2 separate regions of the Homo sapiens genome follow, and region 2 is linked to region 1. Evidence: chromatin loops called from intact Hi-C (ENCODE). Cell type or tissue: dorsolateral prefrontal cortex. All regions are shown on one strand. Links, peaks and the distances in the headings refer to the core of each region. The heading gives the core; the rest is flanking DNA. Region 1 overlaps MYT1L (myelin transcription factor 1 like). Region 2 overlaps MYT1L (myelin transcription factor 1 like).

What was found. Hi-C counts contacts between places; a loop is a spot of excess contacts. Peaks named below come from ENCODE experiments on the same cell type or tissue, not always from the same donor. Only the 100,000 strongest peaks of a DNase experiment are listed, where the experiment ranks them.
Region 2: it touches region 1 in a loop (2.7-fold over the local background); 1 of 110 quality-filtered maps calls a loop at or near these places.

What each region holds. Positions count from the first base shown.
Region 1 is chr2:1,908,192-1,913,566 of GRCh38, reverse strand. It overlaps MYT1L (myelin transcription factor 1 like), which reads left to right. Exons shown (of 25, transcript NM_001303052.2): 12 at 1,457-1,547; 13 at 3,220-3,327. Among named protein-coding and RNA genes, the nearest start is that of PXDN, 170 kb to the right of the region's middle. In dorsolateral prefrontal cortex, for the core only: CTCF peaks have their summits at 2,601 and 2,806 (motif pointing left); DNase peaks (open chromatin) are centred at 2,544 and 2,776; H3K27ac peaks cover 3,952 bases.
Region 2 is chr2:1,988,362-1,993,736 of GRCh38, reverse strand. All of the region lies in intron 5 of MYT1L (myelin transcription factor 1 like), which reads left to right. Among named protein-coding and RNA genes, the nearest start is that of PXDN, 250 kb to the right of the region's middle. In dorsolateral prefrontal cortex, for the core only: a CTCF peak has its summit at 2,759; DNase peaks (open chromatin) are centred at 2,836, 3,515 and 4,936; H3K27ac peaks cover 4,269 bases.

The DNA of each region.
Region 1 (5,375 bases), core at 181-5,180:
GAATGAACGAAGTAGGTAGATCGACATCCTGCAGGAAGGAGGACCACGCACATGCTTCCTGGAGAGGCCTCCCTGTAGGGAGGAGCAGCACTTCTTCCTCTGGGACAGGGAGGAAGGGGGCAGGGAACTGTGCTTGGATCCTCTCAGAAAGGAACCCTCCTGTGACCCCCTCCAGCCAGGTGCCAGCACAAGATGAACCAAAGGTGGACTCACTTTGATCATTCATTTTTCTGACAGCACTTACTAGGACCTACCACATCCAGGACAAGCCAGGAACTGTGGGAGCGATAAAGCTAATACCAAAGCAAACTCTGCTGAAGGGACTGCCCAGCAGTAAGAAGACAGGGTGTGGACTCAGATAACAGCAACACCATGTGGATGTGGGATTCAGTGCCCAGCAGACTGCAGGGGAAAGAGAGAGGTTGTTCTAGAGAAGGAGGAAAAGTGTCAAAAATACAATTACATAACTAGAGTAGGCAGATCTGTTTTGAATAGACCTTCCATGTTCACCTGGCCTCAGGTAAACCTTGCTGTCAGGGAAAGCCACCACCCCATTCCCCTGGAGTTTGGAGACAGCGGGCTCAGAGGAGCAGAGCATGATGCAGACAGGGTCCGTGTGGGGGTCCCTTCGTCCCTGCTAACCTTCCCCCAGAACCCAGAGTAGTAGAGCGTTCATGAAGGACCAGAAAAGAAGGAAGACACAAATAATTCAGGTCCAACACCACTGCTGGGAAAATTCAAGCAGCTCTCCCCTGCCGACCAGCCAGTAGCATCCTTGCACCACAAAAGGTGTCCATGCAAGAGGCCTCTCCCGCTTGTTAATTTCACAGGGTAAAAACGCAGACGCTTACTCTTCTAGCTCATCCTATTTAAAGAATAATAAAGCACTTGATTCCTAAAGGAAGAGTGATTATTTAATTCATTTTATTTAAAATTAAGGTTTGTGGTTCTGTATTCATCTACCCACCACACGTTCATAATGCTGTGTGTTTCCAAAGCACAGGCATGTTTTTAAAATCCCCAGCCTCTGTGTTGTTCTATGGCTAATCAATACTCCATGCTTGTGCATGGGTAATATCTGTGAGGCCCTCGCTCCCCTAGCCCATCAGGAAAGAGTCAGTTCTGTGTTCTCTGAACTCCCCAGCTCCTGGCTCCAGCGCCTCTGCTGTGTGAGGCCCTTAGCATAGAGTCCCGTCAACCTTCTTTCTCTGGCCTTTCATGTAGGGTCTGTAGGGTCCAGTCAACCTTCTTTCTCTGGCCTTTCGTGTAGGGTCCGTAGGGTCCAGTCAACCTTCTTTCTCCTCCCATGTGTGTTTTCCTGGCCATGCCCATCACAAACGTTTGTAGGACTGTCTATCATGAGCGACCTGGCCTTTGTTAAATGACTGCATTTTCATGTGCCCTAACCGTGCCTCTGTTTTAACACTGGCTGTTCTCTTTGCCTCTCCCTGTCAAGTCCTTGCCATGCATGAAAGTGTCCTCAAGTGCCCCACTCCGGGCTGCACGGGGCGCGGGCATGTCAACAGCAACAGGAACTCCCACCGAAGGTAAGCCACGCGTGGGTCACTGGTGTGGGAGGGAGCACCGGCTGCTCTCCATGCCTTCTCCTTCCTGGGGGGCCTACCACGCTCCATATGGTGCTCCCCACCGTGCTCCCCAAGTGCGGGCACCTCCATATAATGCACGGGAGTGAAAGCACTCCACGCCCTTGTGGTGCAAACTGGATGGTTTTAGTTGCCCCACCCACCTTATCATAGCAGGGTATAGTATCAGGAGTGGAAACCATGACCATTTACAATGGCTGGAAGGAAGGAGACCAAGCCTTCGCTGTCCTCCGAGGTGAAGACAGGGCTGTCCTAGTGTTCATTGGACAGGACGTGGCCTGGAATGCAGCACGCCTGTACAGTGTGTAGCTTGGCTTGGCTGCCCTTGGAATTCTATGGAAACCCCAGGTCACAAGTATGGACGTCTTCAGAAAACCTGCAGATGTTTAGCAGGTTGGGGGGTGGTCTGTGGGAGGCTGGGGTGCCAGGGAAATAGATTCTGGACTCCTGCTAACCAATGGACTCAGAACCACTCTTTTGTTTGTGAAAGATCTGAGTTCTCTTTTCCTGTCCTGTGCAGACTTGATAAGAACTACTCAGCTGCCCATAATATTGCGTTCTTATCTGATAACTTTTTTTTTCCCAGAGGCCAAAAAGTGATTCTTTTAAAGTTTGTCTTACAGTCTATGGTTTTATGAGTTCACGTAAAATTGTATCTAAAAGAAGGAAACTGTTACAAGCTTCACTCTAATTTTTGCTTGTCTGACTGGCAAACCTGGTCCTTTGTGTTACATTTATAATGAAACAAATGACCACTGTGCCCTCCAGAGACATTCAGGTGTTTAATCTGCAGAAGCAGGAAATGATCGATAGGTTGGAGAGGTGCGTGCTGTGTGCTGTTCGATGCAGCATCCGCAGCGTCAGGGCCTCCGTCAAACCTCAGCACAGGCGTATTTTTGGGATATGACACATATATGGGGTGAGCGTCTGTGCATATGAGCAGATACGTATGTAGACACCCACAGAGCAGACACGGTGATTTCACATAAAGTGAGCTTGCACACAAAAGAGCCCAGCTGCTGTCTCCTCCGTCTAGACTAAGCCTGAACTATTTGGCTCCACAAAACATTTTATTGCAGTCCTAGAAATCATTCTGCTTTCCTCTCCACTTTCATTTCCCTGCTTGTGGAGAACACCAAAGGGCTAAAGTCAGACAGGCCCCCCAGACGCCACAGTCAATAGCATTTAGGAAATCAGCTTGGAGCTCCATCTTCTGGTAACAGTCAATTCATTGCCATTCTGGGGCTTCAAAACTCATCCTACCCAAGCTGTTAATTCTTCATCTCCAGAAATGGAATCTGTCTACAGTTTTCACCAGCTATGTCCTCCCGAATGCATGGGAGCTGGGATGCTCTCATTGGGAAGGATTGAATACACCTCACACATAGCACTGCCGCCAGCATTCTCTGCTGGAGACCAGCAGAAAGCATGCACCTGGAAACATGACTACCTCCCCCTCTCCCAGTCCACCCATCAGGACTGCCTGTGCCAGGTTTGGGAAACTACCCCTCCCTCACCAGCTCCACCTGCATCAGGGTCTTGGTGCTAAGGGAGGATTAGTGTGCTGTGAAGGTGTTTGAGGCGGGACCATTCAACCCGCTTTCTGTGATTGCAGCCTCTCCGGATGCCCGATCGCTGCAGCAGAGAAACTGGCCAAGGCACAGGAAAAGCACCAGAGCTGCGACGTGTCCAAGTCCAGCCAGGCCTCGGACCGCGTGCTCAGGTACCCAGCAGGAGTGCACCATCCGTGAGCTCTATCCATAGTCTGCCCCACACCTCGGAGCGCTGGGGACACCCGCTCAGGGCATGTCCCTACAGCAGCAGGGGCAGGGACTGGAGGGCGGGGCTGTGCTGGAAGCCGGGGCCAGGACCCCTCACTCCAGGCCAGGCTGTGTGAGGGCAAGGGTGTCATTCTTCCCCTGGTGTCTGCGGATTCGCTGTGACAATTTACATGAGAGAATTGGAGGAAATCATTTCTGGTTTTGTTTCTGGACCTGGTATTTCATGAGTCTGAGTGCTAGATGAAAGGGAAGCTTTGAAAATTACTGAGATGTCCAAGGTAATTTTGTCATATTTTGCAGGATAGGGCCTCACACCAACTAAGGCTGGTGCTGATGTTTCTGACGATGCCAGGGGTATGAGCACCCTGTGCACACGTGTGGAAGCTCTCGCGTGCAAAACCGGCAGAGCTCCCTCCTGTTACGCCCAATGCCCTGAGGTGTAGGTGGGAGTAGGTGTTGTCACCTCCGTTTGGCAAGTGAGAAAATCCAGAGTGCGGAGGTTAAATGACTGACCCGAATGTTACAGTGGGTCAATCAGTGTTACAATGTCGCAGATCATCCGGCTGAAACCACTGTTTTATTGAAGTTTTGGGAGGATAAGCTCCCCATTCACTCAGCCCTTCTATACAGCTTTCATTCTTACGTGTTGTTTGAAATCCTCATCTACATGAAAACTATGACAATTGTCACATATCCTGCCTTTTCACACAACATCACAGCAGAAACACGCGTCCTTGTCTCTATGTAATCATCTTAATTGTCATCTTCACAGCTACGTATATTCTACTGTTCAGATGTACCCCTCAGTGCCAAAACTAGGTTCTAGCTTTGAGGCATTCAGGCTGTTTCCTGCTTTTACTATTAAAGAGAGGGCAATAATACACATTTCTTTCATATATACAGCACTTTGCTTCTGTTATTTCTTTGGCTACTCAGAAGGCTGAGGTGGGAGGATTGATTTGAGCCCAGGAGGTCAAGGCTGCTGTGAGCTGTGTGATTGCACCACCATACTCTAGCCTAGATGACAGAGCAAGAACCTGTCTCAAAAAAATAAAAAAGTAAATTATTTATTTAGGATAAATCTCTTGGAGCAAATCACTGGGCAAACAATATGAATATCCTTTTTGTTCTTGAGTATTATTTCATAACATCCCAAGAAGCTTCTAACGTAGTAATTAAACTCCCTTCCTCCCTGAATAGAAAAGTTAAAATCTTTACAGAAAATTATAAATATTTATTTAAGCAAAAATAAGAAAACAAAGCCATCTATGACCCTACTATCAAGAGATAACTCCTCAATAAATTGTGGCACAGCTACATCTAGAGTTTTCTGCATTTGGGGTCCTGGCCTGAAGTGCCCCCAGAGCACCCATCTCAGGAAGCCACCCTTTCAGGGAAATGCACCCACCTTCCATATGGCAAGACCAAACACTGAACAACTCATAGGCCACCCTCCCTCTCCCCATCAGCCCACAGCTAATTATTGGCAACATGAAAACCACCCCCACCCAATAAAACAGACCAACCCGCGGGGCTGCGTAATCCAGCAAGGAATCGTTATTGGTCAAAGGAGAATTTGAAAGTTGGTAGGGAGAAATTTGTTGCTGAGGGCTTTTATGAATTTTCTTCAGCCTACTTTGGCCAGACCCCCAAGAAGCTGGAAGAACTCTAGTATCTGGCCTTTCTTGGAGTCACCAGGTGACTGCACTGCCCACCTTCGGGCTGCCCTGCTCCCGGGGACTGCTCTGCCCACCTACAACTGCCCACCTTTGGGCTTCCCTGCTCCCGGGGGCTGCACTGACCACCTACGACTGCCCACCTACAGGCTGCCCTGCTCTCGGGGGCCAGCACAGAGTGGGGATTTCAGGGAGAAGCTCATGGCAGCTGGAGACCAGGCATGCATGTAATTGTGAATACCACTTTGTTCAAACACAGCCTCCACTCCGATGTTCCGGCCTGAAGCCTTCTGTGCTGCTCCTGTGGCTTCATA
Region 2 (5,375 bases), core at 116-5,115, 80 kb before region 1:
TGTTTTCTTTTTTAATGGTAAAGTGACGATATCTTTTTAGAAAACTCTATTCTGGAAATACATGCAAAATACATGTAATCATTTTTGTAAATTATTTTTGTAGTGAAATAAAACAACATAAGCCTTGTTAGTAAAGGAACTTGGAGGGCTGGCTGGATAAATTATAGTAGGTATATTCTGAGGAATACTATGCAGCCATTCAAAAAGATGAGTTCAATGGATAGACATTAGCCTAGAGAGATGGCTGTGATTTTTTTTTAAGTGAAAAATAGCAAGTACAAAAAAGTTTTGTAAACAGAGCCTGATTTTGTAAACAATAAATATACAAAGAGCCTGCTCTGTGTATTCATTCCATTGTGGAGTGGAGTGAAGGTTGGTTTCCTCCAGTAAGAAAATTGGCTGTGGGAAGAGAGACAGCAGCGGCTGCCCAATCCCCACCTGGCGGACCCCTGTGTGCCTGTTTGTACTTCAACCCGATAATGTAACCGCCCAAGGGGTTCACCTTGCCTGCTGCCCAGACAGAGCTGATTCACCAAGACGGGGGAATTGCAATAGAGAAAGAGTAATTCACTCAGGGCATCTGTGTGGGAGGCTGGAGTTTCATTATTACTCCAGTCAGTCTCCCCCGAGCATTCAAGGAGCAGAGTTTTTAAGGATAACTTGGTGGGTAGGGGGAAGCCAGTGAGCCAGGAGTGCTGATTGGTCAGGGATGAGATCATAGGGAGGTGGAGCTGTCTTCTTGCGCTCAGTCAGTTCCTGGGTTGGGGCCATAAGATCAGATGAGCCAGTTTATTGATCCGGGTGGTGCCAGCTGATCCATCAGGTGCAGGGTCTGCAAAATATCAGAACACTGGTCTTAGGAGCAGCTTAGGGAGGGTCAGAATCTTGTAGCCTCCAGCTGCATGACTCCTAAATCATAATTTTAAATCTTATGGCTAATGTTAGTTCCACAAGGGCAATGTAGTCCCCAGGCAAGAAGGAGGTCTGCTTTGGGAAAGGGCCGTTATCATCTTTGTTTAAACTGTAAACTAAGTTTCTCCCAAAGCTAATTCAGCCTTTGCCCAGGAATGAATATGGACAGCTTGGATGTTAAAAGCAAGATGGAGTGGGTTAAGTCAGATCTCTTTCACTGTGTCAGTCATAATTTTGCAAAGGCAAGTAAGGAAAAGGAGGCATTATTGCTAGACTTGGGGTAATCAGCAGAGAACCACTCTGGGTTCTTATGCCCGAGAATTCCCGGACAGAAGGCATCACAGCGGGGCATGGGGGATAGACAGGAAAGCAGGGGAGGGGAGCACCTGGGGACTCCAGCAATGCTCCCTCTTGGTAGGATCAGGCATGGAGGAGGGTGGTGTCCAGGCAGATGCAAGGAAACGGGAAAAAATGGCAACAGCCAAAACCAGAATGTGATAAATTATTTGATAGGGGAAAGGGGGAAAAACTAGCCAAGTATTATTTTAAAGCTTCGGAAGGGAAGAACAATCACCTCATACATTCAGGAACTAACTATGGAGAACGTGGACCGACGCTGGGTTGTCATGAGGCCCCACCTCACAAGCTCTTACAGCCAGTGAACTGTGCAGAAAAACCGATGTCTAATAAATAAATTTGCAAAACGGTGAGGAAGGAGAAAGGAGACAGCAGTGCCTAACTGTGCGATAGGAATTAGGGGCGTGGTTAAGGGAAAACCCTAAGATGAACTTGATGTGACAGAGGCAGCAAGGAGTGCTGACCGGAGAGGTTAGGGCTGAAAACGCCAGTTCGAATCCTTCTTTGTGGAGCAGGAGAGGCAGCTATGATGTCCTCTGAGAGGTGAAAGGACCAGGATAGAGCTCTGAGAGCCAGTGTGGTGAACCCGAGAGATGGAAATTTGGGGGAACGTGATCCAGAGAATCCTAGTCTTCGCTGATGGAGAGGAATTGACAAGACTGTGGATTTGGGGGATGGGTCAGTGGTGTTCTTTGAAAGAAGGATGTTAAAAGTGATAGCCAACAGGGTCCTGACTGCATGAGAGAGGGCAGGTTAGCCGTTGGAGGGTGGAGGGGTCTGAGCTGAAGGAAAGCAGGAGGCGAACCAGGCGAGAGGGATGGACAGACACACTGGAAAGAAGGATGGGAGAGAGTGGGTCCTCAGAGGTCAGCTTTAAGAAAAGGATCTAGGTCAGGCGCAGTGGCTCACACCTAAAATTCCAGAACTTTTGGAGGCTGAGGCAGAGGATCACTCGAGGCCAGGAGTTTGAGACCAGCCTGGACAACATGGTGGCAAAAAATACACAGATTAGCCAGACATGGTGTGCACCTGTAATCCCAGAGTCTCAGGGGCTGAGGGGAAAGGCCACTTGGGTCTAGGAGGTCCAAGGCTGCGGCGAGCCATGATCGTGTCACTGAAACTCCAGCCAGAGTAGCAGAGTCTCCAAAAAGAAAAGAAAAAGATACAGCGAGACCCTCACAAGAGGGGGCGGCGGCAGGGGCTGATGTGGAAGCGTAGGTGGGATCCAACAGGAGCCCCGGATCCACCCTGTGATTTGGGGCCACGATTCCTGGCAGCGAGCAGAGATTTCAATGGAAACTTCTTACTCGGAAGCAGGCTGGAAGGGGATATTGAATGAGAGACGTAGTTGAGACCAGCGGAGGGGCTGGCTTCAATGGCTCCTCTGCTCTTCCTTGTAAAGAGAACAGCAAGCTTGCTGCCTGAGAGGGGACAAGATGGGAAGTGCAGGTTGCAAGGGAGAGCAGTCTCCATCAGCCCTGGGATGAGCTTAGCCCACAAAGGAAGCTGGCACGGCAGGAGGACCCAGATGGCCGCCTGTGAGGCTGCACAGCAGATTCCTGGGCTCTGTTCCAACACATCCCAGAGCAGTGTGCACCAGGGCATGCGCCAGCCTTGCTTCTTCACATGGTATTGTCCTGGCTGAGTTGTGGCAATGGACGCTGAGGGCTCTAGACGACTGGGCCTGTTCCAGAGCACCTTAGAAGGCAGGGCTGGTCCTGGCAGTCCACACAGAACTGCCGTTCTTTTCCCCAGAACTCTCTCCAAGCCGCTCCCTTCTTTGGCTTCTCAACATCTCTGGGAATATGTGGGTGCTGTTGCCCACATGTGTCATCGAGACACCCCTGGCCATGGAGCTTAGATAACTTGCCTGAACTCATACAGCTAAGAGGAGACAAAGGCAGGGTGTGACCCTGGGAGGTTGAGCTCCTTACCCCACTCTTCCCCACTGCCCTCCATGGCACCCGCAGTGGTTTTTCTATTTTGGTGCTGAGTTCATCCTGTCTTGGGTTACAGCTTGGTGCTTGAGTATCTGTCTTCCTCGTGATTTCCTGAGGGTCTCTTATTTACAAGAAACCATGCCACAAATTGAGGAACCACAGAATTCAAGAATGAATTGAAAAAGCCCTCACCCTCAGGAAGTGTGCACTGCTGTGTAGCTATGTGTGAGTTTATAAATAGGTACAATAGAGGATAGAGGGTGAGGAGCCCTCACTGGTGGTACAGGGAGAACTGTGAGTTCCCACAAGAGATGGCGTCCGCCCAGGAATGGGGAGCATCAGCTACACCTCCTAGATCAGGACTGTGTCCCTTGACCACACCGTTTATCCTGCAAGACACTGATTTTACAGGTGCCAAAAGGCCAGAGATGATTTTTATTTCATACTATACTTGTGTGAAAAAGCATAAACTACCAGCCATTAAAATTATCCTTAGTCTAAGTGGTTTTTGTTGTTGTTTGGTTTTTTTTGAGACGGAGTTTCACTCTTGCTGCCCAGGCTGGAGTGCAATGGTGGATCTCAGCTCACTGCAACCCCCGCCTCCCAGGTTTAAGCAATTCTCCTGTCTCAGCCTCCAGAGTAGCTGGGATTACAGACACCCGCCACCATGCCCAGCTAACTTTTGTATTTTTGGTAGAGACGGGGTTTTCACCATGTTAGCCAGGCTGGTCTCGAACTCCTGACCTCAGGTGATCCACCTACCTTGGCCTCCCAAAGTGCTGGGATTACAGGTGTGAGCCACCACACCTGGCCCCTAGTCTAAGTTTTTTGAATGTTCATTACTTACCTAATATTTATGATGTTTCCCCCTATAGGTAGGAAACGTTTCCCTTTATTTTACTCATTTTCTTTCCTGCGTAGAGCATCTGTGACTCTTAACTAAATTATTTCCGTATTGTCAAGAAGGTGTGTCCAACCTTCATGCGATCCTTAATCAAACCTTGTTATTTGTATTTAGTACAACTCAGCAAATATTTATCCAGCCACTGCCCTGTGCCAAGTGCCATGCTGAGGGCTGCAGAATGAGAAGATGTAGGGTGCACTCTCGCTTCTGTCCTGGGATTGCCGGGCTGCAGCTCCTGGGCTGGGTTTCTCCTGGCATGCAGAGAGCCGCCTCTTCTAGCAATGACCCAGTTCCCCAGGCTTCAGGACTGCAGCTCCTGAGAAGACACTCTCAGCTGCTCCCTTGCCTGGCACAGGGAACTTAGGAGTCCAAATCCTGTTAAAAATGAAGAATTAGTTGAATTAAAGGAGACTGTGAAGAGTCCAAGAAAAATATTCTCATCTAGAAAAGAAAGTTGTGTTCCCACCTGACACACACACACACACGCACTTTTTAGATTTTGTAAATGCAACTAAACGTTTGGCTGTAGGAGTCCTGGAGACTGTACTCTGGGGCCAAAGTACCAGCATACTAGTTCAGGGACATGAAAGGCTAATATAATATTTGGTATTATGAGAAGGTAATCAACAGTACCCAGAGGACTTCATCTTACCCTACATAAGAAGGGCTATGCAGTTATCTGTAACATGGATTCCACAAGCATTTGTTTCTTATCCCTTTGGGAAAACTTACAACACCCAGACATGGAAATAAGAAGAAAGCACCAAGCATATCCTCAGCATCGGCTATGTACCCAGCCAGGCGCAGTGGCTCATGCCTGTAATCACAGCACTTTGGGAGGCTGATGTGGGTGGATCACTTGAGCTCAGGAGTTGGAGAGCATCTGCTATGCACCAAGCTCTGTAAAAGGTTCTTACCTAAGATTCTTTTATTCAGTCCTCTCCACCACCCAATGCGGTAAGCAGGGATTTTACACATGAAAATACTCAGATTCATAAAGGTGATTGTGCCCAGCATAAGCAGGTTTGTGTATGGAGCCAGCACTGGCACTGCAGGCTGTCACCCCGTCATGCACATGTATGCTGCTGCTGCCCCGCACGGTGCACAGGCCACAGTGTCTTCCAAAGCCATCCAGTGAAGGGGCTGCCACTGACAAGGAGGAGTTCGAGAATATGAAGACACTGAAATCTGGAGAGCCAGCAGAGTAGACGGAGGATACTGCCCACTACAGGGCCCTGGAAAGCACATGCAGAGATGTTCAG